Linked DNA regions of Homo sapiens: region 2 is linked to region 1. Evidence: read pairs that join two places in POLR2A ChIA-PET (ENCODE). Cell type or tissue: GM12878. All regions are shown on one strand. Each heading gives the region's core, and the rest is flanking DNA. Links, peaks and the distances in the headings are about the cores only.

Region 1 (15,507 bases), core at 5,237-9,236:
TTCTGTCATGTTGGGGAAGTTTGCTTTGTTTGTGGATCTGTTTTGAGAGAGATAGGGAGACAGCCATGTACCCCAGCTGCTTACCAGGCCTTTTTGATAGGGAATCTCATCTTCCCTATGGAAGACAGTTGTTCTGTTAGTCTACTGGCTGTAGGTTAAATGTTATTGGCTGAGCAGTTGCTGAAACCCCAGGGCAGGTGTAAGAATGCATATTACAGATTTGTTCTGGAAAGGCTCTTAAATCTTTCCACCTGTGTCCTGCTGAGTGTTAAGCACAATGTTAGATAGGCAAGAAAGCTGAGAAACTGTGCATTCCCCTGTTGCTAAAGATATTTTGAAACCTACGTCTTTCATATTTACTCCAACAATACTAAATATTTACAGAAGACACTATGAGGATTTCTTTTTTAACTAAGGGATACAAAAGACGTGTTTTAGAGTTAGCCTTTCAAAACTCCAAACTGAGGGGGCAATATAACATTCCTTTAAAGTTCAGAAACAGGAGATTTTTCCATGATAGTGGTGAACAGTGAAAGAAAAGCCACTGGTTTTCATCTTCGTTTTCTTTTTTCAAAAGTCAGTTTCCATTTTCCTTTTTGCTTGATTTTCCTAATGCTCTATTTTTCTATTCTTATTTTTTTGTTCAAGTATTTTAAAATTTTTTGTTCTTATTTTTCTCTTACTGTTGATTTTTAATTTCTCTTTTGAGTTTTTTGTTTTTTTACCATTTGTATCTGCATTTTTCTCTGCTTCCTTTAACTATTTCTGTTTCCTATTCTGAATCTTCTTTCATCTTTTGCTTTTCTCCATTGATCTCTTTCTCTCCTTTGGCCTTTTCTATTACTCAAAGTCATCCCTGCTCTGCTAAACATGAAGAGTTCCAGTGGCCTTATTTTCCAGAACTTTTTTTTTTTACATAGTTTGATCTCTGAGCTCATTCACATTTTGTCTGTCTGTGTCTCTTCATATGAGTTACTGTGATCTCTACTATCTACTTCATGTTGAAAAAAGATTCAGACTTATTTTTTCAGATATGCTTGTACATAAACACTTTTTAATTTATTTCTCCCCCTCCCTTTTTTGTTGATAAATAATAATTGCACATATTTGTGGTGTACATGTGATATTTTGATAGGTGGATACAATGTGTAATGATCACCTCAAACATTTATCATTCCTTTATGTTGGGAACTTTTGAACTCTTCTAGCTATTTTAAAATATACAATAAATTTTTAACCATAGTCACCCTACTGTGCTATCAAACACTAGAACTTACTCTTCTAACGGTATGTTTGTATCCATTAACCAACCTCTCTTTATCCTCTCCACACCACCCTTCCCAGCCCCTGGTAACCATCATTCTACTGTATACTTCCATGAGATCAACATTTCTAGCTCCCACATGTGAGTGAGAATATGCAGTATTTCATCCTTCTCTGCCTGGCTTATTTCACTTAACATCATGGCCTTAGTTCTATCTGTGTTGCTAAAAATGACAGGATTTCATTCTTTTTTTATGGCCAAATGGTATTCCATTGTGTATATGTACCACGTTTTCTTTATCCATTCATCCACTGATGGACACTTAAGTTGATTTTGTTTCTTAGCTATTGTAAATAGTGCTGCAATGAACATGTGGGTGCAGAAGTCCTTTCGATATAATGATTTCTTTCCTTTGGATAGATACTCAGTAGTGGAAATGCTGGGTCATATGGTAGCTCTATTTTTACCTTTCTGAGAAACCTCCATACTGTTTTCCATGGTGGCTATACTAATTTACGTTCACACCAACAGTGTATAAGAGTTACCTTTCTCTGCATCCTCACCAGCATTCGTTATTTGCTGTCTCTTTCATAATGACCATTCTAATTGGGGTGAGATGAGATCTCACTGTGGCTTTGATTCGCAGGTCCCTAATGATTAGGGATAGTGAACATTTTTCTACATACCTGTTGGCCATTTGTATATCTTCCTTTCAGAGATGTCTATTCAGATCCTTTGCCTACTTTTTAACAGGATTTTGGTTTTTTGCTTTTAAGCTGTGTAAGCTCCTTTTATATTCTGGATATCAGTACCTTGCTGGGTGAATAGTTCATAAATATTTTCTACATTCAACAGGTTGTCTCTTTACTCTGTTGGTCATTTCATTTGCTAGGCAGAAGCTTTTTAATTTAATTAAGTCTCATTTGTCTGTTTTTGTTTCATTGCCTGAGGTGTTAACCATAAAATTTTTGCCTGGACCAATGCCCTGAAATGTTTCCCATGTGTTCTCTTTTTATAGTTTTATAGTTTCAGGTCTTATATTTAAGTCTTTAATTCATTTTGAGTTGATTTTTGTATATGATGAGAGATGGAGGTCTAGTTTTATTCTTCTGTATATGGATATCCAGTTTTCTCAGCATCATTTATTGAAGAGGGTGTCTTTTTCCCAAAGTATGTTCTTGGCACCTTTGTTGAAAGTCAGTTGGCTGTACATATGTGCATTTATTTCTGGGTTCTCTATTCTGTTCCATTGGTCTGTGTGTCTATTTTTATAACAACACCATGCTCTTTTGGTCACTATAACTTTGTAGTATATTTGGAAGTCGGAGAGTGTGATACCTCCAGCTTTGTTCTTTGTGCTCGGTATTGCTATGGCTATTTGGTGTCTTTTGTAATTCCATACAAATTGTAGGATTTTTTTTCTATTTGTATGAAGAATGTCATTGGTATTTTAATAGGGATTGCATTGACTCTGTAGATTGTTTTGAATAGTATGGTCATATTAACAACATTAATTCTTTTGATCCATAAGCAGAGGATGTCTTTTCATTTGTTTGTATTCTCTTCAGTTTCTTTCATCAGTGTTTTGTAGTTTTCTTTGTAGAGGTCCACCTTGGTTAAATTTATTCCTAGTTTGGTGTGTGTGTGTGTGTCGCTACTGTGAATGAGATTACTTTCTTGATTTCTTTTTCAGATAGTTTGTCATTGCTCTACAGAAACACTACTGATTTTTGTATGTTGGGCTTTTGTCCTGCAATTTTACTCAATTCGCTTTCCAGCTCTAAAAGTGTTTTGTGGAGTCTTCAGGTTTTTCTACATATAAGTTGATGTCATCTGCAAAGAGAGACAATTTGACTTCTTTTCTGATTTGGATGCATTGTATTTCTTTATCTTGCCTGATTGCTCTGACTAGGACTTCCAGTACCATGTTGAATAAGAGTGGTAAAAGTGGGCATCCTTGTCTTGTTCCAGTTCTTAGAGGAAAGGCTTTCACCTTTTCCCCATTCAGTATGATGTCAGCTGTGAGCTTGTCACAAATGGCCTTTATTATATTGAGGTATGCTCCTTCCGTGCCTAATTTTTTGAGAGTTTTTAATCATAAAAATGTGTTTAATTTTAGCAGTGCTTTTCTTGCATCGATCAAGACAATCATACAATTTTGGTTCTTCATTCTGTTAATGTGATGTATTACATTTATTGATTTGTGTATGTTGAACCATAACTGCATCCCTGGGATGAATCCCACTTGATCATGGTGTGTATTATCTTTTTGATGCGTTGTTGGATATGCTTTGCTAGTATTTTGTTATGAATTTTTGTATCTATGTTCATCACTGATAGTGGCCTGTAGTTTTCTTTTTCTTGTTATGTCCTTGTCTGGTTTTGGTTACCGGGTAGTGATGGTCTCATAGAATGAATTAGGAAGAATTCTTTTATCTTCAATTTTTTGGAATAGCTTGACAAAAAAAAAAATAGTGTGTGTTCTTTATAATTTTGGTAGAATTCAGCAGTAAAGCTTGAGCTTTTCTTTGTTGGGAAATTTCTTATTACTGATTCAATTCCATTGCTTTTTACTGGTCTGCTCAGGTTTTCTGTTTATTCCTAGTTCAATCTCCAGAGGTTGTATGTGTCTAAGAATTTATTCATATTTTCTGTAGGTTTCCAATTTGCTAGCATATAGTTCACAGTAGCCTCTAAAGATCCTTTCTATTTCTGCTGTATTAATTATAATGTCTCCTTCTTTCTCATTTTATTTATTTTGGGCATTTTTCTGTTTTTCTTTGTTAGTCTTGCTAACAATTTATCTATTTTGTTTATCTTTTCAAAAAAACCAACTTTTCATTTTGAAGATTACTTGTATTGTTTGTAGTCTCTGTTGTGTTTAATTCTGTCTAATCTTTATTAATTCCTTTTTTCTACTAATTTAGGGTTTGGTTTGTTTTTGCTTTTTAATTCCTTGAGGTGCATAAATCGTTCTACTTTTTTGATGTTGGTGATTATTGCTATAAGCTTCCTTCCTAGCACTGCTTTTCCTGTATTCCATAAGTTTGGGTTTGTTGTATTTCCATTTTCATTTGTTTAAACAAGTTTATTTTCTCCTTAATTTCTTCATTGATTCAGTGGTCATTTGGGAGCATGTTGTTTAATTTCCATGCATTTGTACAGTTTCCAATGTTTCTTTTGTTATTGATTTCTAGTTTTATTCCATTATGGTCTAAGAAGATAGGTGATATGATTTTGATTTTTTTTTAATTTATTGAGGCTTGTTTTGTGGCTTCAACTATGGTCTATTCTGGAGAAGATTCCATGTGCTGATGAGGAGAATGTGTATCTTCAGCTGTTGGATGAAATGTGCTGTAAATGTCTGCTGGGTTCATTTGGCCTAAGGTGCAGTTTAAATGCAATGATTCCGTATTCATTTTCTGTCTAGATGATCTCTCCAATGCTAACAGTGGGTTGTTGAAGTCTCCAACTATTATTTTACTGGAGTCTATCTTTCCCTTTAGATCTAATAATACTTGCTTTATATGTCTGGGTGCTCGAATGTTGGGTACAAATATGTTTAGAACGTTATATCCTCTTGCTGATTTGATCCCATTATCTTTCTATAATGACCTTTGTTGTCTCTTACAATTTTTGACTTGGAATCTGTTTTATCTGAGATAAGTATAGCTATTTCTGCTCACTGTTTGGTTTCTGTTTGTGTGAAAAATCTTTTTCCATCCCTTCATTTTCAGTCTATACGTGTCTTTACAGGTGAAGTGAGTTCGTTATAGGCAGCATATTGCTGGGTCATTTTTAAATCTATTCAGTCTGGCTTTGCCTTTTAAGCAGCGAATTTAATGTGTTTACATTTGAGATTATTATTGATAGGTTAGGATTTATTCCTGTCATTTGTTCATTGTTTTATAGTTGTTTTGTATATCCTTTCCTCCTCTCTTCGTTTTTTATTATTGCCATTTCCCTTCCCTTTCTTCTTCTCCTATTTTTTGTTGCAGTTTTATGATCTTCTGTAGTGGTAATGTTAGACTCCTTTCTCTTTCTCATTTGTGCATCTTCTCTACAATGAGTTTTATACTTTCATATGTTTTCATGATGGTAGATATTGTCCTTTTGTTTTCAGGTATACGAGTCCCTTAAGCATTTCTTGCAGTTGTGGTCTAGTGGGGAAATCCCTCAATTTTTGTTTGTCTGGAAAAGACTTTATTTCTTCTTCATTTTTGAAATATAGCCTTGCTGGGTACACTATTCTTGACTAGCAGTATCTGTTTTCTTTTAGCATTTTGACTGTATCATCCCAGTCTTTCCCTGCCTGTAACGTTGCTGCTGAGAAATCTGCTGATAGTCTGATATGTATTTTCTTATATGTGACTTGATGCTTTGCTCTTGGTGTTTATAAAGTTCTCTATTTTTATTTGACTTTTTTTTTTTTTTTGGAGACAGAATCTCACTCTGTTGCCCAGGCTGGAATGCAGTGGCATGATCTTGGCTCACTGCAACCACTGCCTCCCCAGCTCAAGCGATTCTCGTACTTCAGCCTCCCAAGTAGCTGGGGTTACAGGCACCCACCACCACACTCAGCTAATTTTTGTATTTTTAGTAGTGACAAGGTTTTACCATGTTGGCCAGGCTGGTCTTGAATTCCTGGTCTCAAGTGATCTGCCTGCCTCGGCCTCCCAAAGTGCCGGGATTTCAGGCATGAGCCAACATGCCTGGCCTTGTCTTTCACTTTTGACAGTTTGATTATAATGTGGCTTTTAGGGTTGAATGTATGTCGCACTCCTTGAGCTTCCTTCCTTCCTTCCTATGCCTCTTGTAAGACTTATGAGTTTTTCTGCTCAGCTATTACTTGTTAAATATGTTTTCTATGCTTTTGCCCATCTCTTCTTCTTCTGAAATTCCCAGAATTCTAGTATTTGGGCACCTCATGGTGTCCCATATGTTGTATAGGCTTTTTTTTTTTTTTTTTTTTGGTGGGGGGGTGGTCTGATTTGGTATTCAAAAGCCATGTTTTCAAATTCAGAAATTCTTTCTTCTGCTAAATCTAGTCTATTGTTGAAGCTCTCAGTTTTTTTGTTTCATTGATTGAATTCTTCAGTTTTAGACTTTCTGTTTGATACTTTTATATGATATCTATCTCGTTGAATTTTTCATTCAGATCATGAATTTGTTTTCTGATTTCTTTGTATTGTTTATCTCTGTTCTCTTGTATCTCACTTAGTTTGTTAAATATCTTTATTTTAAATTCTTTTAGTCATGTCACAATTTTTCCTTTATTTGTTATCTGTTACTGGAGAATTATTGTGTTCCTTTGAGGATGTTGTGTTTCTTGCTTTTTCATGTTTCTTGTGTCCTTACTTTTATATGTGCACAGCTGGTCTACCAATTGCTTCTTTCATTTTTATGGATTGGCCTTCAGAGGGAAAGACTTTTTCATATATATATATATATATATATATATATATATATATATATATATACATACACACACACACACACACACACACACTGTTGGTTGGGTAGGGTGCTTCAGCTTTGCTTCTGGGTGGGTGCAGTAGTATAGACTTCTTAGCCTGTAATCAGCTAGTCAGCTTCAGTGTTGTCTGTTGAGTTCCTCAGTGATTAGGCCGCACTTGTTAGTGTAGGCTGTGGTGAGGCTTCTTTGGGTATAGGCACACCAGGTGGGTTGATCCATGGGTACCAGTACTGGCAGTAGCAGGCAGGGCAGGCCTGTCCTCAAGTTCCTAGCTGGCATGCACCAGCACCAGAAGCAGCAGGAGTGGCAAAATGGTACCCAGGCTCCCAGATGGCACATTTAGGCACCCATGGCAGTGGCTATGGGTGGGGCAGATTAATCCCCACACCTCCAGATGGTACTTGCAGGCACTGACGGTGGCAGTGAGGAAGGTTGATCCCTGGGCCCCAGGATGGCATGCTCATGCACATACACCTGTGGCAGTAGCAGGGCAGACTTGTCCTCAGGTCCCACATGACACCTGTGGGCATTGGCAATGGCAGACACAGCATGCTTAACCTCAGGCCCCTGGATGGTACATATGAGTGCCCATAGCAATGGGCAGGGCAGGTCAGTCCCCAGACCCCAGATAATGTGTGCAGATACCACTGGTGGTGACAGATGGGGCAGGCCTGTCCTCAGGCCCCCAGACAACAAGTATAGGCACTAACAGCAGTAGATGAGGCAGTCTGATCCCCTCTTCCCTGGACAACACACACTAGCACTGGTAGTGGGTGAAGTAAACCTCTCTAAACCCTGTAGTTTCTTAATTCCTAAAGAATCTGTGAACAATTATGAAAAGAGAACCCTAAGTTACTTGTAATCAGTAATAGAGAAAAGCCCTAAAATTAAATATTCATAAGGCTTTTCCTAAAAATTACATTTGATAGTTATAAAATATAGAAATAAAAGCATCCAAGTAATATTTTAAAACATACTCTAGAAATCCTAGGAAAATATCAAAAATTTAAAACAAAACAGCCATTTATATTTTAAACAGTAGCCAAAGCAAACCGAGAGTCATAGGAGAAAAACTGGTTTTGATATTTAGTGTTAGTAATGTCATCATTCTTTATATAGCTTGTTTTAATTAACTCATTTGAAATGAATCTAAAGCTTTGTGATTTTTGTGTTGCTTGTGATTTCTTAACATTATAATAAGTGCCAAATGTTTGTTAGCATAGTCAACAATTATCCAGACACTATTTTGTTCTTTGTTTTTCAATAGCTGCAAAAGTACCTGTAAAAGTATTAGTCATATTTAGGCTTCCAAGTTTTCCAGTGAACTAGGAATCTGGCTTCAGCTTGGCAACTAATTCTGAGACCTTTAGTTGCACATTTGTAAAATGGAATACAGGAAGCTAAGTTACTTGCATATTTAAAGAATCCAAGGCTATCTACCAAAAGTTCTGAGAGGTCAGTATTGTGACCAGATACAAAATAAGTACACAAAAAGTCATAGTTGCTCTGAAACAACCACATAATTTTTGAAATTATGAAAACATAATTTTTAAGATTCTAACTCACCAAATATAAATTACCTGGCAATAGCCTTTATAAAGATTTATTAAAATCTTTATGTAAAATTAAGAAAACTGCAACCTATTAAAGGAGTACATTGATATACTATGTTTCTAGAATACTTAATTTTTGACAAAAACCAAATTACCTAAAAATTATTTTATAAACCTAATATAATTCAAATAAAAATACCAGTAGAAGGAGGGAGAGAAACATGCAAACAAATATAGCCACAAAATGTTCTAATAAAAAGAGTAGGGAAACATAATTTCTCACTCCTTAGGTATGGATTACGCATGGTGACTTCCTTTCAAAGTGTACATCATGGAAAGCAAGAAATAAAAGAGTAACTTCAAGCAGAAAAGATAACTGTTAGGTATTGGGCTTAATACATGGATGATGAAATAACATGTACAATAAACCCCCATGACACGTTACCTATGTTACAAACCTTCACATATACCCCCAAACCTAAAATACACGTTTATTTAAAAAGACAGAAAGAAAGAAAGAAAGAAAGAAAGAAAGAAAGAAAGAAAGAAAGAAAGAAAGAAAGAAAGAAAAGAAAGAAAGGAGTAATTTTGCAGTGTAGAAACCTGACAAGCACTACCTCAGTGAAGTGATCAAGGTCAACATTAACAGTCATAAATCATGTTGCTAGTATGTACCCTTGAAACGATGTGATGCTAATGGCATTTTACATCTAAGGCCTTTCTCCCAATAACCCATAAGCCCAGTCTTATCATGAGAAAAATGTTGAATTGCAGCCCTGTGACATCTGACCAGTATTCCTCAAAACTGTCAAGGTGATCAAAAACAGAGAAATTCTGAAAACTTGCCACAGCCAAGAGTAGGCTAAGGAGGCATGACAACTAAATGTAATATGGTATCCTGAATGGGATTCAGGAACAGAAAAAGGATATCAAGTAAAAGCTAAGGATATTGCTCTACTTGGGTTGCTATAAACAAGATCTCACAGACTGGGTAGCTTAAACAACATTTATTTTCTCACAGTTCTGTTGGTTGGAAGTCCAAGATCAAGATGCTAGCAGGATTGGTTTCTGGTGAGGTCTCTTTTCCAGGCTTGCAGACAGCCATCTTCTTGCTGTATCCTCACATGGTCTTTCTTCTGTGCTCATGTGCTCCTCATGTCTCATCATTTTCTTTTTTTTTTTTTTTTTTTGAGATGGAGTCTCGCTCTGTCCCCCAGGCTGGAGTGCAGTGGCACAATCTCCCCTCACTGCAAGCTTCGCCTCCCGGATTCACGCCATTCTCCTGCCTCAGCCTCCCATGTAGCTGGGACTACAGGCGCCAGCCACCATGCCCGGATAATTTTTTTGTATTTTTAGTAGGGACGGGGTTTCACCGTGTTAGCCAGGATGGTCTCAATCTCCTGACCTCGTGATCCGCCCGCCTCGGCCTCCCAAAGTGCTGGGATTACAGGCGTGAGCCACCGTGCCCAGCCTCATCATTTTCTTATAAAGATACAAGTCCTATTGGATTGCTGTCCCACCCTTATGACCTTATTTAATCTTAATTGCCTGCTTAAAGGCCCTATCTTCAAATATGGTCACATAGTATATTTGTATGTATATGTATGAATGTATTCAATGTATGAATTTTGCAGGAACACAATTTGGTCCATAACACTAAAGAAATCTAAATAAATTTTGGACTTTACTTAATAACAACCTATCAGTATTGCTTCATTGAATATAACAAGTGTACCATACTAATGTAAGATGTTAGTAATACACCAGAGTAGTTTGAGGGTACAAGAACTCTCTGTACTATTTGCTCAATTTTGTGTAAATCTGAACTGTTCTAAAAATAGTCTATTAAAAAATACACAAATTTTGAGACATATGTTTAAAAATGAGTAACAGGATCATGATCTTTCCCAGTCAGATAGATGCCTAAGTATACAACAGAGTTACAATAATTAAAGCAGCAGTGTACCGTACAGGGTGGATTATTTAAGAAATGAAGTTGGGACAGTGAGGTAGCCATTTGGGGAAAATAATTAAATTAGAACTTTATCCGACCCACTATACTAAAACAAACTTCTGAACTGATTAAAGATTAACAAATGAAAAAAGAAGAAAGTGCTAGAAGAAAATATAGGTGGATATTTACATGGTCTCAATGTAGGAAGTGATGTGCCTATGTATTACAGTAGTTCTTGATGAGTTATGGTAATTTTTGTTTACTTTTTCTTCTTGCCTCTTAGGATTGTCCTACTTTGCAAAAAGAAAAACAAAAACAGTGAATGTATATTGCTGAAGCTATGAAAGTTATAAAAATAAAATAACATTTCTATAATTCTTTGATTCTATAAATAGTGTCTGCCCTCCAAATGGCTTAAGTCTAGTGTAGATAGGACATATTTAGAAATATACGTATAAACCTCCAAAGTGAGTTGGGATCAAATAAGTTATATGTGTATGATGATGTACACAAAACACTTTGAAAGGGGTATGTAGTTGTCTATGCCCATTTATATTTCCATAAAGGAATGCCTGATGCTGGGTAATTTATTTAAAAAAAAAATGAGGCTTATTTGGCTCACAGCTCTGCAGGCTATACAAGAAGGATGGCACCAGGATCTGCTTCTGGTGAGGGCCTCAGGCTGCTTCCACTCATGGTAGAAGGCAAAGGGGAGGTGGCATGGGCAGATCACATCATGACAGGGGAGTGAGAGTGAAAGGGAAGGTGCCAGGTTCTTTTTAACAACCAGTACTCAAGGAAACTGTCATAGCAACTAATAGAGTGAGAGCTCATTCATTACCACAAGATCAGCACCAAATCATTCATGAGGGATCCACCCCCATGACCCAAACACTTCTCACCAGGCCCCACTTCCAACACTGGGTATCAAACTTCAACATGAGACTTGGCAGAGCCAAAGAAACCATATTCAAACCACAGTAGCAGTATAATAGAGTATTATAAAAATGTAAATATTCAAATAAGCACAGTTTATATGCAACACATAGACACACTATTATGGACTGAATTGTATCTCCCTAAAACTCATATGTTGAAGCTCTAACTGCCAATATGATGGTATTTGGAGGTGGGGCCTTTGGAAGGAAATGCTTAGGTTTAAATGAGGTCATGAGGGTGCCCCCGCTCTCCCTGCATCCCTGTGTTGTGATTAGTGTCCTCATAAGGAAGGAAGAAACTAAAACTCTCTCTCTCTGGCACATACTGAGGAAAGCTCATGTAAGGACACAGTGAGAAGGCAGGCATTTGCAATCCAAGGAGAGAGCCCTCACCAGACACTGACTGATGGCACCTTGATCTGGGACTTCTGTCTGTGAGAAAATAAATTGCTATTGTTTAAGCCACTCAGGCCATGGTATTTTGTTATGGCAGCCCAAGCTAACTAAGACACAAAGTACAAAATAAGTTAAAATGATAATAAATGTTTGGATTGCACTTTGCCATTTGCAGAGCCCTTTCAAATCCATGATGTTTGATCCTCAGGCCACGTGAGGTAAATAGGTTGCACATTACCACCCCTCTCCACAGGTGAGGAAACAGAGGCCTGAGAAGCAATGTGACTTTCTCCAGTAATAGTGACTGAATGTAACTCAAATCAAACTCAGGGCTTCTGAGTGCATACCACAGAGGTTTCATAGAAGGTGTTAAAGAAATTCAAAGGCAGGAACAAATCCTGAGGCCCAGGGCAGTCAGAAAAGAATTTTAGGAGGAAATGGGAATTAAACTGGGCTTTGAAAAAAACAGGGACATACACCAGTGGGAAGGAGGCGGAAGGGCGTCCCAGAGAAGTGATGTGGACAAAAGTATGCTGCAGCCCACCTATGATACAGAGCAGGTCCTTTCAAAGGATCAGATGTGGGCAAAACTTGAAAATTGTTTGGTCTTGCTGAGATTTTTCTTTAAAAATAAAAAGGCTGGTTTTGCTTTTTAAATACAAGTCTCCTTTCAACCCTACCCCTAAAAAACTTAAATCAGATTCATTAAAGTTTGTAATCCACAGTCCCATAGAATGACAATCTTAGTAATAACTAGGAGCTATTTTGTTAGGTTTCTTAGAATTCTAACTTAACAGAGAAATTAGAAGCTGTCAACACAGTACACTAACACAGTACAGAGACAAATTTTGTGTATGGCAAAATTTCATAAAGAATGGCAAGGTCTTTTAACCCACATGGGGAAGGCTGTCCGAGGACAATATATGTACTTTCTCCCACCTCAAAGGCTAATCATACACTAGACAGATGTCAATCTTCAAGCAGTTTAACTGGTCCATTTGAGAAAGATAAGTGTTGGATTTTCATATCATAAAGTTAGTAGTAGTAGAAATACCTTGTTTCAGCTGTTCGAGTAACTTATTACCCTTTTCTCTGGCATTATCATGTAAGAGTTTATAAACATAATTGCTCAATGATTTGGAATTATGTATTAATACTATCAAGGAGCAAGGTGAACAAAACCAGAACTCTAGTCAAAGGTTTTGGAGGTGGCTGGCTACTCAGAAACATTTATTTATTCAGCACACATTTATTGAGGGCATTCTTCTTGGCAAGCATTGCTGGCTAGTACAAAGGCCAATTGGTACAAAGGCGAATAACAGAGCCACCATAGAGCCAGGTGTGGTGGCACATGTCTATAGTCCCAGCTGCTTGGGAGGCAGAGGCAGGAGGATCACTTGAGCCCAGCAGTTCAGGGCTATAGTGTGCTATGATTACTTGAATAGCCACTGCATTCCAGCCTGGGCAACATAGCAAAACCCCATCTCAACAAAAAAGCAGAGCCGCCACCTTCAAGAGCACCTGCAGCCTAGTAAGGGAGACAGCAGTTACACTGTAGTATGAGGAAGACTAAACCAGAGAGATATTCAAGATTCTCTGCAAGACCAGAAGAGGGTCTTAACCCTGGGGGAGAAACAGCAGGTCAGATCAGGAAAGGAATCAGGAACCATTTCTAAGATGGAGATAACACTCAGCTAACTGAGAGACAGAAGTGTATAGTGTATATAGAGGCAGCGAGGAAGAAGGAGAGTGCAGGCGTTTGTTCAGGAAACTTCAAAGAACTGGGATGTCTGGAGCATAGATGTGATGGGAGAAGGAGATGTAACAGGCTGGAGAGGGAAGCAAAAGCCAGATTATAGAAGCCACATTGGGAATTTTGGGTTTCCTTGTGTAGACAATGGAGAGCCACCAAAGCATTTAAAACAGAAGAGTTTTCATGGCTACATTTGCATTTTTGAAAAATATAAAAGACCTGAGTATTATGGACCACAAGGTAGTCCTTAGTAATTCGATGGCTGAGAGGAGATTGCCAGATATCCACCCTTGCAGAGGCAGGCTGTGGGCCCTTGGTTCTGCTCCTTTTGGACTTCCAGCTGAATGAGGTGTCCCTGCTTAGCATCCCTATTTTAGGAAGAACTAGAAGAAACTGGAACTGAGATTTCAGATAGCACTGATTAAAGGCAATAAGGAGATAAAAATTTATAGGGGGAATTAATGCTTTTTCTTTTTTGTAAGTAAGCATTCACCTAAAAGAGTTGTGCCTTTTCCCAAAGATGCTCCCACATTGCTCAAGACATTTCTGGAATTTCTCTTTTGAAATTTCTTTAATGTCCAACCTGGATTCATGTCTTTTTATGGTTGCATTTTTTAAATTTTGTACTCCAAAATAAGCACTACTCTATCTGATTTCTTATCTTCCTTACTAGACCTAGCACTGAATTGACTTTTGATGTATTCCCAAAGTTAAATCCATCTTTACAGGATGAAAGTTTTGTTACCTCTGAAGACATAGAAGAAAGTATCTGGTCAAGAAGTTATCAGCTACAAGTTTCTCGACCCTCAGTCTCAGAGACTGCCTATGAAACAGGGGTGATAATAATATTTTTCCTGCCCCCCACCACATTCAGTTATTGTAAAGATGCTACCAGACAACATGGGAAAGCTTTTTGTAGAGTGCTGCATCAGCGAGTGCTATTTTTGTTGTCTCACAGTTTGCAGGCAATTCCAAACTCTGCGTTTACCACATCGTGGTGTCTGTCTGTATGTTCTTACAGATTGTTTACTTCATGGAAGTAGGGCCTGGGTCATATTTGGCTTTGTTTTACCAGTGTCCAGCGTTGGCAGCATGCATTAAAAGCCCCCAGATGTTTTTTGAATGAATAATTGAGTCTAGCTCATTGCCTTTTCCTCAAATCACATATATCAGAAATAAATAATGCACTTGAGATTATTCAGTTCAAATAATAGACTCAGAGGCTACTTGAGTTTCTTTGAGTAGTTTGTCATTAGGAACCAGCTGTTCTCCATCTCTGAAGGGGCAAGGACAAAGGGCTAATGAAATCAATCAATCTGAAAGCATAAAAGCTCTTAAGCTTTATTTCTGTGCCCTTTACTTTGACTGCATTTAAAAATAACTAGGAACATTTTTTTTAAGTTACTGATGCTGGGACCCCATCCCAGAACAATTAAATCAATACCTTTGGAGTTGGAAGCCTGGCACTGATAGTTTTTAAAGCTACTTGGTGATTTTAACATGCAACCTGCATCGGATGCAGGGGCTCTAGAAATATGCTTTGAGAAACATTGCTTTAAACAAATAAAAAATAAAAAAAGGGGCCCTTCTCTCTAGTTCTACATCAGGTGCTATATGAGATGGATAAGAACATAAGGCATGTTCCCACTGCAGTCTTTTGAGGAAATAAAAACTAGCAATCACTAGTATGAGTGAGTGGAAAAGCAACTATCAGTATTTGGTGAGCTGTGAGAAATGAAAAGAGACTTATGCTGAGCCTGAGACTTTCTGCAGAATCTGGTAGATGTTTTAGGGAGTTTATCATCAAAATATAAGACAGTCTCTACCCACAAAAGGAAGTTGACTCTTAGCTTAGCAAGCCTTCTAGTACCAGCCAACAGGCCTGACCAGTACAAAGGGTCTGAAGGCCTTATTCCCAACACAAATCACCATGTTTGGCACCGGGAATGCAACAGTGAACAAGACTCAAACTGTCTCAAACAACTGAGTCTGTTCACAATCAAGTAAACAGGCAATTACAAAATGGGGAGAATTGATGAAAGAAATGAAATAAGGTTGGTGAGATAGGAAGCACCAGTTGTTGGAGGACTTTTAAGGGTAGACTGAGGTATTTATTTCAGTCTAATATGATAACCAGTAGTTTCTGATCAAAAGAATGCTATAAAAGAAATGT
Region 2 (15,507 bases), core at 7,720-11,719, 56 kb after region 1:
CAGTACCTTAAAGACCTCTGTGTACCTCTCTCAAATTATAGTGCCCTCTCCTCCCTGCAAGAGAAACAGCATCTGAATTTTGTATTAATCATACCCCTGCTTTTCTTTACAGTTTACTAAGTATGCCTGTATCTCTTAGAATTTAATACTTAGTTTGGCTAGTTTTTGTTCTTAATATAAATGAAAGCATACTGCCTGAGTTTTAGTAGTTTATTTCTGTTGATCATCATTCATCCATGTTTTTGAGAGTCATCCATGTTGATACATGTTGTAGTCATTTGTACCTTTTTTCTGCTGTGTAATATTCCATTATATAAATATACCAAATTTACCTATTCTACTTTTCATGGACATTTGAAGAGTTACCAATCATAGCTGTTATGCATAATACTGCTAGAGCATTCTTATACATGATTTTTAACACACATATGCGATTTCTTTAAGCTACATACTTGGAGGGATAAGGGATGGATTTCAGATAGGCATGTATTAATTTTACTAGGTAATGCCAAAGTGTTTTTGAAAATGCTTACACCAGATTATATTCCCGCTAACAATGAGTTAGAGATCTCATTACTCCACATCCTTGCTAACATTTGGATTTCTCATAATTAAATTTTTGCCTATTCAGTAGGCATGAAATTATAATTTTACTATGTATTTCCCTGATTACTAGAAAAGATGAGCACTAATGAAGTTGAACCCTCTTTCATTAAATGCCTACTTTTGATCATTTTTCTATTGGAATGCATGTTTTTTCTTATAGAATTATAGGAATTTTTAATATACTCTGGATACTAGTTGTTTGTATATCTGTTGAAATATTGTCTTCATCTTTTTGATTTCTCTTTTTATTCTCTAGATAATGTCTTTCAATAGCAGACATCTAACAGAATTAGATTTTCCCATTTTTATTTTATGGTTTAGGTTTTTATATCTTGCTTAAAGAATTCCTTCTTTACATTAGAATATCATAAATATATTGTCCTAATTTATCTTCTAAAAGTATTATATCTTTGCCTTTCATATTTAAGTCTTAACTCCACTTAGACATGGTGTTTGTGTATGGTGTAAAGAGAGACCTAACTTTAGGTTTCTCTATGTGGGTATCCAATTGTCCCAACACTATTTCTTTCTTTCTATGCTGATCTATTAATACAGTGGCAATTCAGTGTTTTTCTTGGTACAAACTTATGGGATACATGTGAAATTTTGTTACATGTATATAATGCATACTGATCAAGTCAGAGTATCAAGGATGTCCATCACCCAAGTGCAATATATTTTTGTTAGCTATAGTCATCCTGCTGTGCTATCAAACACTGAATTTATTCTTTCTACTTTACTATATGTTTGTACCCTTTAACCCACTTCTCTTCACCCCCCTGCCAAATCACCCTTCCTGGTCTCTGTTGTCTATCTTTTCACTCCCTACCTCCATGTGATCAAATTTTTTAGCTCCTACATAGGAGTGAAAAAATGTCTTATCTGTCTTTTTGTGCCTGGCTTATTTCACGTAACATAATAACCCCCAGTTCCATCTATCCTGCTGCACATGACATGATTTCATTCTTTATTATGGCTAAACAATATTCCATTGTGTGTGTATATGTATATATACACACATACATATATACATACATATATATGCATATATATGTATATATGCATATATATGTGTATATATATGTGTATATATATATGTATATATATATATACACACACACCATACTTTCTTTACTCATTCTTTTTTTGATGGACACTTACATTAATTCCATAGTTTTGCTATTGTGAATAGTGCTGCAATAAACGTGCAAGTGCAGGTATCCCTTAGATATAGTGAGTTCTTTTCATTTGGGTAGATTCCAAGAGTGGGATGGCTGGGTCTAATGGTAATTCTATTTTGGTTTTCTGAGAAAATTCTATACTGTTTTCTACAGTGGCTGTACTAGTTTATATTCCCACCAACAGTGTATAAGAATTCCCTTTTCTCTGTATCCTCACCAAACATCTGTTATTTTTTATTTCATAATAGCCATTAGGGTAAAGTAATATCTCATTGTGGTATTAATTTTCATTTCTCTGATTATTAGTGATGTTGAGCATTTTTTTCACATACCTGTTGGCCGTCTGTATGTTTTCTTTGGAGAAATGTCTACTTATATCCTTTGCCTATTTTTAAGGGGATTATTTGTTGTTGGTTGTTGTTTTTCCTGTTGAATTGCTAGAGTTCTTGTAAATTCTGGATATTAGTCCCCTAATAAATGAATAATTTGCAAATATTTTCTCCCATTCAACAGGTTATCTTTTCTCTGTTGATTATTTCTTTATTGTGCAGAAGGTTTTTTGTTTAATTAAGTTCCATTTGTCTATTTTTGTTTTGTTGCCTGTGCTTTTGAGGACTTAGTCATAAATTGTTTGCCTAGACCAATGACTAGGAGAGTTTTCCCTAGGTTTTCTTCTAGTATTTTAATAGTTTTGGGTCTTATGTTTAAGTCTTTAATTCATTTTGAGTTGATTTTTGTAAATGCTGAGATAGGGGTCCAGTTTCATTCTTCTGCATATGAATATCCAATTTTCCCAGCACAGTTTTTTCAGGAGGGTGCCCTTTACCCAATGTATGTTTTTGGCAGCTTTTTTGAAGATCAGTTGGCTATAAGTATGTGGCTTTATTTCTGGATTCTCAATTCTGTTCCATTGGTCTATATATTTTTATACCAATACTACAATACTATAGCCTTGTAATTTTTTTTTTTTTTTTTTTTTTTTTTGGAGACAAGGTCTCACTCTGTCATCCAGGCTGGAGTGTAGTCTCAATCTTTTGGGCTCAAGTGATCCTCCCACCTCAGCCTCCCAAGTAGCTGGGACTACAGGCATGTGCCACCACACCACACCCAGCTGCTTTTTTTTTTTTTTTTTTTTTAAGTAGAGATGAAGTATCACTATGTTGCCCAGGCAGGTCTGAAACTCCTGAGCTCAAGCAATCCTCCTGCCTTGGCCTCACAAAGTGCTGAGATTGTAGGTGTGAGCCATCACACCTGGTGCCTTGTAATATATTTTGAAGTCAAGTGATGTAATGTATCCAGCTTTGTTCTTTTTGCTTAGGATTGCTTTGGCTATTTGGGTCCTTTTTGGGTTTCATATGAATTTTAGGATTTTTTTTTTCTGATTTTGTGAAGAATGACATTGATATTTTGATAGGGATCGCACTGACTCTGTAGATTGCTTTGGGTGATATGATCATTTTAATGCTATTTATTCTTCCAATCCATGAGCATGGGATGTATTCCATTTGTTGGTGTCCTCTTTCATTTCTTTCATCAGTGTCTTACAGTTTTCCTTATAGAGATCTTTCACCTCCTTGGTTAAATTCATCACTAAGTATTTTACCTTTTGTGCCTATTGTAAATTGTATTGCCTTCTTGATTTTTTTCTCAGCTAGATAATTACTGGTGTATAGAAACACTACTGGGTTTTGTACATTGATTTTGTACCCTGTAACTTTACTGAATTCACTTATGAAAGCTAATAGTTTTTTGATGGAGTCTTTAGTTTTTTTTTTTTAGGTAGAAGATCATATCACAAAGAGGAACAATTTGACTTCCTCTTTTCCAATTTGGACGCCTGTTATTTCTTTCTCTTGCCTTATTACTCTGGCAGAACTTCCAGTGCAATGTTGAATAGGAATGGTGAAAGTGGGCATCTTTGTCTTGTTTCAGTTCTTTTTTTTTTTTGAGACAGAGTTTTTGCTCCTGTTGCCCAGGCGGGAGTGCAATGGTGCAATCTTGGCTCACTGCAACCCCTGCCTCCTGGGTTCAAGCAATTCTCCCACTTCAGCCTCCCGAGTAGCTGGGATTACAGGCATGTACCACCACACACAGATAATTTTGTATTTTTAGTAGAGATGGGATTTACCATGTTGGTCAGGCTGGTCTCAAACTCCTGACGTTGTGATCCACCCTCCTCAGCCTCCCAAAGTGCTGGGATTACAGGCATGAGCCACCGTGCCCAGCCTCAGTTCCTAAAGGAAAGGTTTTCACCTCTTCTCCATTCATAAAGACATTAGCTGTGAGTTTGTCATATATGTCCTTTATTATTTTGAGGTATGTTTCTTCTATTCCTAGTTTGTTCAGAGTTTTCATTATGAAGAAATGTTGAATTCTATCAAATAACTTTTCTGCTTCTATTGAATTTTATCAAATGATTTTTCTGCTTCTATGATCACACAGTGTTTTTTCTTGATTCTGTTGATGTGATGTATCATGTTTGTTGATTTGCATATGTTGAACCATCCCTTGCATCCCTATTATAAATCTCACTTGATTGTACTCTATTATCTTTTCGATGTGCTGCTACATTTGGTTTGTTAGTGTTTTGGTGAGGATTTTTGTTTTTGTGTTCATTGTGGATATTGGCCTGTGGTTTTCTTTTCTGTTTTGTCCTTGTGTGGTTTTGGTATTAGGCTGCTGTTGGCCACATAGAATGAGTTAGGGAACATTCCCTCCTCTGGAATGGTTCCAGGAGGATAAGTATTAGTACTTCTTTGTACATTTGGTAGAATTCAGCTGTGAATCCATCCAGTCCTGGACTTTTCTTTCTGGGAGACTTTTTATTATCACTTCAAACTTGCTACTAGTTATTGTTTTGTTCCAGTTTTCTATTCCTTCCTGACTCAATCTTGGTAGGTTATATTTATGCATTTCTGCTAGGTTTTCTACTTTGTCAGCTTGTAGTTGTGCCTAACAGTTTCTGATGATCTTTTGTGTTTCTGTGATATCAGTTGTAATGTTTCCTTTTTCATTTGTGGTTTTGCTTATGTCTTTTGCTTTCTTGGTTATCTAGCTATGGTGTATCAATTTTGTTTATATTTTCAAAGAACCAATTTTTGTTTCATTGATCTTATGTATTGTTTTATTAGTCCCTATTTCATTTAGCTCTGCTCTGATCTTTATTATTTCTTTTCTTCTGCTAATTTGGGGTTGGGTTTGTTCTTGCTTTTCTGGCTGCTTGAGGTGCATTGTTAGACTGTTAATTTGTAATCTTTCTCCTTTTCTGATGTAGGCATTTATTGCTATAAACTTCCCTCTTAGCACTGTTTTTGTAACCCACAGGTTTTTGTGTGTTGTTTCCATTTTCAGTCATTTTAAGACCTTTTTTGATTTTCATCTTAATTTCTTTGTTGAATCAGTGGTCATTCAGTAGTATGTTGTTTAATTTCCATGTATTTGTATAGTTTCCAAAGCTCCTCTTGGTATTGATTTCTAGTTCTACTCCATTATGATCTGAGGAGATATTTGATATGATTTTGATATTTAAAAATTGTTGAGACTTGCTTTGTGGCCTAACATATGGTGTATCTTGGAGAATGTTCTATGTGCTGATGAAAAGAATGTATATTCTGCAGTTGTTGGATAGAAATTTCTGTAAATGTCTGTTAGGTTCATTTTGGTCTAAAATGCAGTTTAAATCCAATGTTTCTTTGTTGATTTTCTGTTTATGATCAATCTAATGCTGAGAGTGCGATATACTGTAGAAGTTCCCCACTATTATTGCATCGCAGTCAATCTCCCTATTTAGATCTAGCAATATTTGCTTTATGAATCTGGGTGCTCTGGTGTTGGGTGCATATATGTTTAGAATTGTATCCTCTTGCTGGATTGATCCCTTTAATTTATCATGATATAATGACCTTCTTTGTCTTTCTTTTTTTTTTTTTTTTTTTTACTGTTATTGATATAAAGTCTGTTTATCTGATATAAGTGTAGCTATTCCTGGTCCTTTTTGGTTTCTGTTTACACGGAATTTTTTTTTTCATTTCTTTACTTTCACTCTAATTGTGTCTTTACTAGTAAGGTGAGTTACTTGTAAGCAGCATATAATTAGATCATGTGGGTTTTAAAAAAATTTTTCATTTAGCCATTCTACATGTTTTTGTTTGTGTTCTATAACTTTTAATTTAAGGGCTATGTGTGCATATTTGTTATATAGGTAAACTCATGTCACAGGTGTTTGTTGTACAGATTATTTCATCACCCAGGTATTAAGTCTAGTTCCCATTAGTTATTTTTCCTGATCCCTCCCTCCTTCCACCCTACCTCCTCCAGTAGGCTGCAGTGTTTGTTGTTCCCCTCTATGTGTCCATGTGTTCTCATCATTTAGCTCCCACTTATAAGTGAAAACATGCAGTATTTTGTTTTCTGCTCCTGTGCTAGTTTGCTAAGGATAATGGCCTCTAGCTCCATCCATGTTCCTGTAAAGGACATGATCTCATTCATTCAACATGTTTTCAGTGGAAATTTTAATTCATGTTTCTGTAATATTATTCATTGTTTTCTGGTTGTTTTATATATTCTTTGTTCTTCTCCATTTGTTTTATTGATTGTTTTTGTGGTTAGGTGAATTTCGGTAGTGATACAATTTGAGTCCTTTCCCTTCCTGTTTTGTGTGATTGCTTTACCAGTAAATTTTATATTTTCATGTGTTTTCATGATGGTAGAGGGTCCCAAGAAACTGTTCACCTTCCCAGCCCACTGTGGTCACTACCAGCATCCATGAAAGCTATCTGGAGGCCCAAAAATTGGCCTACTGATAACTACCAACATACACCAGCATATACCACCCTAGAACACAAAGATAAGCTTACTCAGTCCACTGCTGCCACCAATGGGGTCTGAAGAATGGCTAATATACTTTGTATCTGTGTCCCCTCCTAAATCTCATTTTCAATTGTAATCCCCAATGTTGGAGGTGGGACCTAGTTGGGGAATGATTGGATCATGGGGTGGTTTCACATGAATGGTTTAGCACCATTTCCTTGATGCCGTTCTCATGATAGTGAGTGAATTCTCATGAGATCTGATTTTTTGAAAGTGTGTAGCACTGCCCCCTTCTTTCTTGCTCCCGCTCCCACCATGTGAGATGCCTCAATTCCCTTTGCCTTCCACCATGACTGTAAGTTTCCTGAGGCCTCCTCAGAAGCCAAGCAAATGTCAGAATCATGCTTCCTCTATAGCCTGTGGAACTGTGAGTCAATTAAATTTCTTCTCTTTATAAATTATCCAGTCTCAGGTATTTTTTTATAGCACAGCAAGAACTGACTAAAACAGAGATTTTGTCTCAGAAGTGGGGTAGAGCTATAAAGATACCTGAAAATGTGGAAGGGAAGCAGCTTTGAGATTAGGTAACAGGCAGAGTTTGGAAGACTGTAAAAACTTAGAAGAAGACAGGAAGATGAAAAAGTTTGGAACATCCTAGAAACTTGCTAAATGTTTGTGACCAAAATGCTGATAGAAATGTAGACAGTGAAGTCCAGGCTGAGAAGGTCTCAGGTGGAAATGAAAAATGTATTGGGAACTGGAGCAAAAGTCACTTCTATCATATCCTAGCAAAGAACTTGGCTGCATTGTGCTCCTGCCTTAGGGATCTGTGGAACTTTGAACTTGAACATGATGATTTAGGATATCTGGTAGAAGAAATTTCTAAGCAGTAAAGCATTCAAGATGTAGCCTGGCTGCTACTAACAACATATTACGTGAGCAAAAAAAATGACCTAAATTTGGAGCTTATATTTATATTTATATATATTTTTTTTTGAGAAAGAGTCTCACTCTTGCCCAGACTGCAGTGCAGTGGAACAATCTCTGCTCATTGCAACCTCCACCTCCCAGGTTCAAGTGGTTCTCCTGTCTCAGCCTCCTGAGTAGCTGGGATTACAGGTGCCTGCCATCACACCTGGCTAATTTTTGTATTTTTAGTAGAGATGGGGTTTCACCATGTTGGTCAGGCTGACTAACTCAAACTCCTGACCTCAAGTGATACACTCGCCTCGGCCTCCCAAAGTGCTGGGATAACAGGCATGAACCATCACAGTCAGCCTAGAACTTATATTCAAAGGGAAAACAGAGCATAAAACTTTGGGAAATTTGCAGCCTGGCCATGTGGTAGAAAAGAAAAGCCCATTTTCAGGAGAGAAATTCAAGCAGGCTGCAGAAATTTGCATAAGTGAAAAGGAGCCAAGTGCTGATAGCCAAGACAATGGAGAAGAGGCCTCCAAGGCATTTCAGAGATCTTTGTGTGGCAGCCCCTCCCATCACCGGCCCGGAGGCCTAGGAGGACTGAAAGGTTTCATGGGCCAGGCCTGTGGCCATGCTGCCCTGCACAGCCTTGCTGCACTCTAGGCACTTGAGCTCTGCCATGATTTTGTGTTTCCTGAGGCCTTTCAGCCATGCTTCCTGTACAGTCTGTGGAATTGTGAGTCAATTAAACCTCTTTCTTCATAAATACCCAGTCTCAGGTAGTTATTTATAGCAGTGTGAGAACAGACTCATACAGAGGGCTTCCTGATGTAAGTCACATCTAAGATGAGGCTGAAGGCTAGCAGGGAGAATGAGTCTACAATGTTTCACACACAGAAACCAACTGCAGAACAGCTCAGGCTTTGAGAGGAAGGGTCGCAAGAGTCAAGGCTGGAAGGTGGGCAAGAGCAGACAGGAAAAGGGCTTATCAGTGTCTAAAGTTATTGGAATTCTGTTTAGAGTATGTTAGGGAGCAGTGGAAGTTTTTAAGGAGAGTTTATTTGGAAAAATTGCTCTGGTTACATTATGGGGAATGGATTGCAGGAGGAATGAGGTAACGGCGGCCTGTGGGACTGAGAAATATTTAGGAGGTAGGGCTTTGAATCCAGACTGCCTGGGTTCCAATCCTAGCTCCATCGCTTTTAAGCTGTGTGACTTCAGGCAAATTACTCACCTTCTTTTGCTTCAATTTCCTCATCTGTATACTATGAGAGACTCCACCTTTTGGGTTGTTGTGAGGCTGAAATGAGTTAACATATACCTATATAGGACTTTTCATAATGCCTAAAGCATATTAAGCTCTAAGTCTGATTGTTATTTAAATACACAGGATTTAGTGGATGATTAAATAAAGGAGGTGGGGGAGAGAGAAAAGAGTCAAAGATGGTTGATAAGGTTGAATGATAAAGATGCCAGGTAAAGGCACAGGTTAATTTAGTATGAGGAGCCAGTGAGACATCCATGTAGAGATGTCTAGTTCACAGCCAGATGGCCTGACTTTCTTGTTCACCAAGTATCCCTGAAGCCTAGGACATTAAGAGCTAGAGAATGATAATAAAATTCAGTCCCTGCTTTTGAGGAGCTAAATAAGCAGAATGGTAAGGGTTTGACAGAAGAATCCACTGGGTGCACATGGGATGGCTCCTGCCTAAGCTCAGGTCGGCAGGGAAGACCTTCCAGGGGAGAGGTACTGACCTCGGTTGTGAAAGACAAGTAGGAGCTACTCAGCTGATGGGAGCAGGGAGAGGAATGAGGCAGGGGCTATGCTGGGAGAGAGGACAGATATGCAACAGCACAACAGCAGGAGAACAGTGTGGATGGAACAAAGGTTGCAGAGGAGAACAATGGGAGATAGAACAAGGAAAAGGCAGGGGCTGATCTTATAAATGGTGCTTTGGAGTTCAGACTTTACTCCCTCTTCACAACACGGTGTGAAGTTGACTTTTCTTTTTTTCTCACTCACTTTTTCTAGGAAATGCTGGCTTTTAAAAATGTCTCCAACACATGAAATGCTCTTGCCTCATTAGGAAAATAGTTCATAGTGGATCTATTTTATCAATGTGGTAGGTCGTTACACAGTCTTTTGTGGTCCTGCACTCCTCTGTAATGCTGCATCAAAGGGTTTGTTCAGGTTGGAGGCCTGGCTACCTTTCTCTCTGTAGGATGCCCAGGGCAATTTGATGACAGTCTGATGGTAACAAGGAAGCTTCTCTGCTCCTCTTCATGTGTTAAGTTCATGGCAAAGAGCCAGCTAGCACCCAGACCTTGTTTCCCGTCAAAGCGCCTGTCTCTCTCAACATGATTTTTTCTTTCTGCCTTTGAGGCTTGGTAAAGCCATCCAAAATTTCAGCCAGAAATGTAGCTGCAGGCAAACGCTGACAAAACATCCTTGTGATTTTCCACCATCAGGAGCCCAGGTGTGCCCCTCGTGACTTCATGCCCTTCCCCCTCACACTCCACAGACCTCAGTTACCGTTGACTGCCTGTAGCAGCACCAGGCCACCGAATCTGGCCTGAGGAGACACAGGCTGCTAATTTTCCAACCCCAGTGAAATTTCTTGAAATTTCACACAGGTTTCAAGAAATGGCCGTGCGCACAGAGCAGCCTTCTGAGTAGCTGGGGTTACTCCTGGAAGGCTGCTCTGTGCCCACAGTCACAGCATTCCCAGAGTGGCTAATGTTTCCCCAAGGTGTACTTCCTCCTGGACCCTGGGGTTCACTGGAGATAGGAGAGGCAACATGTTCATTGGAAAGTTCTGTGACTCAATAGGAAATCAGATCTGGGTTCAAATCTTGGCTTAGCCACTCACTAGTTGTGTGATCTCAGAAAAGCTAAACATTTATTTCCTCACCAATAAAATCTTCTGTAAAACATAAGGATGATAATGACTACTTTGAAGAGTTGTTGAATGAATTAGAAACAGTTATATAAAGAGCCTAGTATGAGGTAAGCATTTAGAAACTGACAGCTACCATTAATAGTAGCATTTTGTAGCATTAGAGCCTTAGGGTATTGGACTGCAAGATTTCAGAGTTTCTGAGAACAGAGGGTGGACGTGCACAGTTTCCTGCCAGGTCAGGCAATGAGGTAGGTTAGAGGTAGGGAGGTGATCATACCCTGGCCTCCAGGGATTAAGAGCCTCTCCCTGATTATTGACCTGTTCCCCATGGGACAGTAGGGAGGTTAAAGGGTGTATCTTTTTCAGTAATTCACCTCTTCTCTGGTCAGGGGCATAGATTCCCTAGCTTCAGGGACTCCTCTGTCTTCTTTAGAAACCTCTTTTGCAATTTCCCCAATGCTAATATTTAATACATAATTTTATAATTAGCACGCCCCAGTCACCATCTCCAACTGGTCTGCAACACCCTCTGGAACTTCAGTGTGATGGAACCTGTAATGCTCCCCTGTCCTCCCTCCACAGAGTTGGCTGTGGGAGTCTCTCTCCTCATTCCTATTAGGTCTATTCCAGGCATATCCTCACTCACTGCCGGTTGGTATCTCAATCCAGCTGCATTCTTTGTTCTGGAATCATTCCAAACAGGGAAGGTCAGATATAATGCACATACAACCTACCTTTCAGGCATATAAACTTCAAATCCACTCTACAACTGTGCCTGAGCTGTAGGCGTGGCAGGAAAAAGCAGAATGCTGCAAGGCTCCTCGAGTCAAATCCTTTGGGATTTGAGCAATCTTCCCAGCCAGACGTTACAATATGCTAACACCCTTGTGAGTCATGAAGTCACTCATGGTCAATTCTGTTTGGAGAACAGGATGAATAATTGAAAGTAACTGGGTGTTTGCCTGAATCCAGGCCTAACACAGTATTTATTCTGTTTTTTTGTCTCTTTTTGCCGAAAACAAACATGTCTGGTTTCTCTTCTTCCCCCACTTACCCTGCCTACCCCTTCACTGGATCTCAAAGGAAAGTTCAAAGCCTTTCGCACAGTTAGACCCTATAGGGTGGCCCTATCTCCTTCTCCAGCATCTCTCTGCTTACCTAGAAAGACCAGACATGAGGGCAGCCACATCCTTAGGGTACGGACCGAAAAGCCATAAACTTAATTTTCTTTAACTTTTTCTGTTGGAATAATTTAAGACTTACAGACAAGTTGGAAAAATGAAACAGAACATTCCTCCATTTCCTTAAACTATCTTCCCTTGTTAACATCTTATGTAACCATAGTACAATGATCAAAACCAGGAAAATAACACTGGTACAATACTATTAACTACACTACAGTCTTTATTCAAATTTCAACAGTTTTTCCACTAATATCTTTTTTCTGTTTTAATAGTATCCAATCTGGGTTCCCATGTTGCATTTAATTGTCACAGCTTTTTAATTTCCTTCAATCTGTAATCATTTCTCAGTCATTAATTATTTTTCATGATCTTAACTCTTTTTTTTTTTTTTTTTTTTGAGACAGAGTCTCACTCTGTCACTCAGGCTGGAGAGCAGTGGCATGATCTCTGCTCACTGCAACCTCCACCTCCTGGGTTCAAGCAATTCTCCTGCCTCAGCCTCCTGAGTAGCTGGGATTACAGGCACGTGCCACCATGCCTGGCTAATTTTTGTGTTTTTAGTAGAGATGGGGTTTCACTATGTTGGTCAGGCTGGTCTCAAACTCCTGACCTCAAGTGATCCACCCGCCTCAGCCTCCCAAAATGCTGGGATTACAAGCGTGAGCCACCACGCCCAGCCGACCTTGACTCTTTTAAAGAGTACTGTTCAGTTATTTTGTATAACATGCCTACATTTGGACTTGTCTGATATTTTATCGTGGTTAAATGGATATTATATGGTATTTTTTAGCAAAATTACCACAGACATGAAGGTGTGCCCTTCTCAATGCATCATATCGGGGTAAATGCTGTTGATAGGTCTTATTACTAGTGATGATAACCTTGAACATTATTGATTAGAATTATATTCTTTATGCTTAGCTCCTAAACATTTGTTCCTCTTCTCTAATTATCCTTACTCCCTTGGTGAACTCATCCTTTCTCATGGGTTGGAGTACCTTCTGTCTAATCCCCAAAGATACCCAAATTTATACATTTTTTTCTGGATCTCTCCTCTGAGCTTTAGTCCATATATCCAACAGCCTACTCAATCTTTCCACTTGCTTATCGAAAAAAGGCCTCAAACATAATTCAAAATCAAACCCCTGGCTGGGTAAGGTGGCTCACGCCTGTAATCCCAGCACTTTGGGAGGCCAACGCGGTGGATCACCTGAGGTCAGGCGTTCAAGACCAGCCTGACCAACATGGAGAAATGCTGTCTCTACTAAAAATACAAAAATTAGCCGGGTGTGGTGGCACATGCCTGTAATCCCAGCCACTTGGGAGGCTGAGGCATGAGAATAGCTTGAACCTGGGAGGCAGAGGTTGCTGTGAGCTGAGATCACACCACTGCACTCCAGCCTGGGCAACACAGAGAGATTCTGTCTCAAAAAAAAAAAATAAATAAAATTAAAATAAAAAAATAAAACCACAGAATTTCCAGAAGTCTTCTACAGTTTAGTAAATGGCAATCCATCTTTCCAGTAGCTCAAACCAAAAGGCTTGGTGTCATCCTATTCCTCTCTTTCATTCTCACTACAACCAATTCATCAGAAAGTGCTGCCGGTTCTATATTCAGAATCTATCCAGGACCTAGCCACTTCTCACCACCTTCTCAGCCACCACCTTGATCTAAGCCACCACTACCATCTTCTATCTGGATTATGGTAATTAATGGTAATCTGGATTATTGTCACCCAACTGGTCTCTTGATTTTGGGCTTGTCCTCCTACAAGACAGACTCTGCCTCCTTCTGCAATCATGCCTCTGTGACTTTAACAGCTACTATGCTCCCCTAGCTCTTCCTTGAAAACACCAAGCATGCTTTTGCTTCAAGGCTTTGCTCATTATTTTCTCCCAAAATTTAGTTCCTTTTTTCAGTATTCCCCTGCTTAGTAAATGTGCAACCAATCCAGTTGCACAAATTGGAGTCTTGCAATTCTCCTTGATGATTACCTCTGCCCTATTCCTCATGTTCAATCCATCATCAAACCTTGTGGTTTTTTCCTCCACATAAATAATACTCAAACCTGTCTACTTCTCATTTCCACTGCTGACACCCAGCTTCGCCGTTATCCTCCTATCTGATCTCTTTGGCCCCTGCTAATTGGTCCTCTTCACTGCAGCCCAAGTTGTCTTTTCAAAATGCAAACCTGGTCAAATCACAGCCCTGCTTAAACACTCTTTAATGGCTCATTTTAATGGTTAATTGAGAATATAGACCTCAATTCTTAACATGAGCTACGTAACCTTCCCGGTGTGGCCCTCACTCTCTGTACTTCCAGCCATGCTGATGGTCTCTTCATTCCTCGAATGGCGTCATACTTCCCCCAGCTGCAGCCTTTCCTCTGATTGGAAAGCACTCCACCCACCCACCCTGTCTATCCTCCCCAGCCCCTTTTCTGCCAAGTTGAGACCTGTGCATGCTTCACACTGCAACTTAATTATCATTGCCTTGGTGGAGCCTCTCCTGACTCCTCAGTCTAGATGAGATTCCTTTGTTTCACACCACCAAAGAATCTTGCTTCTTTCCTACAGTACACTCTTTTTCAATAATTCGCCCCTTCTCTGGGCAAGGGCATAGACTCCCCAGCTTCAGGCAACTCCTCTGTCTTCTTTATAAACTCCTGTACAATTTCCCCAATGCTAATACCTAATATATAATTTTATAATTAGCACTTCCCAGTTACCAGCTTCAACTGGTCTGCAACACCCTCTGGAACTTTGATGTGCTAGAACCTTTAATACTTTCCCCTTCCCCCTCAGCAGAGTTGGCTGAGAAGGAGGGTGCCGAAGAAGGGGTTGAAGAAGGTGCTGAAGAAGGAGGTGAGTTATTAAAAAAGAGTCTTCTGTAGGCAAGAAGCAAGATTATAATTGCTTATAATTGTATGTCCAGTAGTGTGATTATTTGTCAAACATCTGTTTCCTCACTAGACTATAAATTTTATTTATTATAGCAGGTAGCAAAGTGCTTGACACACAGTTGGCATTCAACAAATAATTGTGGAACAAATGGATACATAGATGGATTGATGAAAATCATGCTTTTGAAAGACAAATCTAGCAAATCAGTAGAAGGAAGAGAAAGTGAAGGGAAGGAATTCTGAATAATTAGGAGGCTGGTAGAACAACACAGTCCAAGAAAGAGGAAATGAAATCCTAAACTAGGGTGTTAAGAGAGGGAATGGAAAGTAACTGTCTTTGGGGGGACTGTATTGTGCTACTGATATTACCAGGTCAACCACAAATAGCCCAGCAATACCCAAGACTCTGCTCTGTGCCAGCTTCTCACCCCACACGTGGGCGGGGAAATCAACAAACTCTTGGCCTGACCAGCAGTCTCAACACTGAGGGAAGTTCTGTGGCAAGGACAAAAGGCACTTTCTAGGACATCTTGTCTTTTAAAAAGACAAAGCCATTTGAACAACAAAGAAATTCCAGCACCGTTTTCTCATCCTCTGGACCCTGGGGGCTCATAAATAAGCTGGTTCTTGTGCTTTTAACAGCCTCTGATGTATTTGATTACATTTTCAATTCAGATGGTTCCATTACTACAAGAAGCAACTTCATTACCAGGAGGGCCCAGAGCCCAGACTATACTAGCTCTCTGTCATATAATTTAGCCTCAGTCATACCTCAGACAATATTTATACAAGGTCACTTCTTCAAACCATGTCTAGCCTTCCCAAATGACAATATTATTTATGCCAAATGCTTCTCCTAAGGGATGGAAAACTGCCAACTCTGGTTTAATAGGCTATACGGACAGGCTAGAAAAACATCATTTGTAGCACACACAGTTTATGTATTTAGTATATAACTAGGAGTACAGACTGATCATTGGAAACATAGCCGAAAATTGGCCCCAGG

The links. Peaks named below come from ENCODE experiments on the same cell type or tissue, not always from the same donor. Only the 100,000 strongest peaks of a DNase experiment are listed, where the experiment ranks them.
Region 2: POLR2A ChIA-PET joins it to region 1 with 10 read pairs; 3 of 35 experiments call an interaction of 5 or more read pairs at or near these places.

Annotation. Positions count from the first base shown.
Region 1 is chr5:64,998,163-65,013,669 of GRCh38, forward strand. All of the region lies in intron 13 of CWC27 (CWC27 spliceosome associated cyclophilin), which reads left to right. Among named protein-coding and RNA genes, the nearest start is that of CWC27, 240 kb to the left of the region's middle. In GM12878, for the core only: no CTCF peak of the experiment used is centred there; no DNase peak of the experiment used is centred there.
Region 2 is chr5:65,051,649-65,067,155 of GRCh38, forward strand. It overlaps LOC107986419 (a long non-coding RNA gene), which reads left to right and starts at 4,552. Exons shown (of 3, transcript XR_001742682.2): 1 at 4,552-4,681; 2 at 14,407-14,463. In GM12878, for the core only: no CTCF peak of the experiment used is centred there; DNase peaks (open chromatin) are centred at 8,245, 9,963 and 10,623; H3K4me3 peaks cover 666 bases; H3K27ac peaks cover 4,000 bases.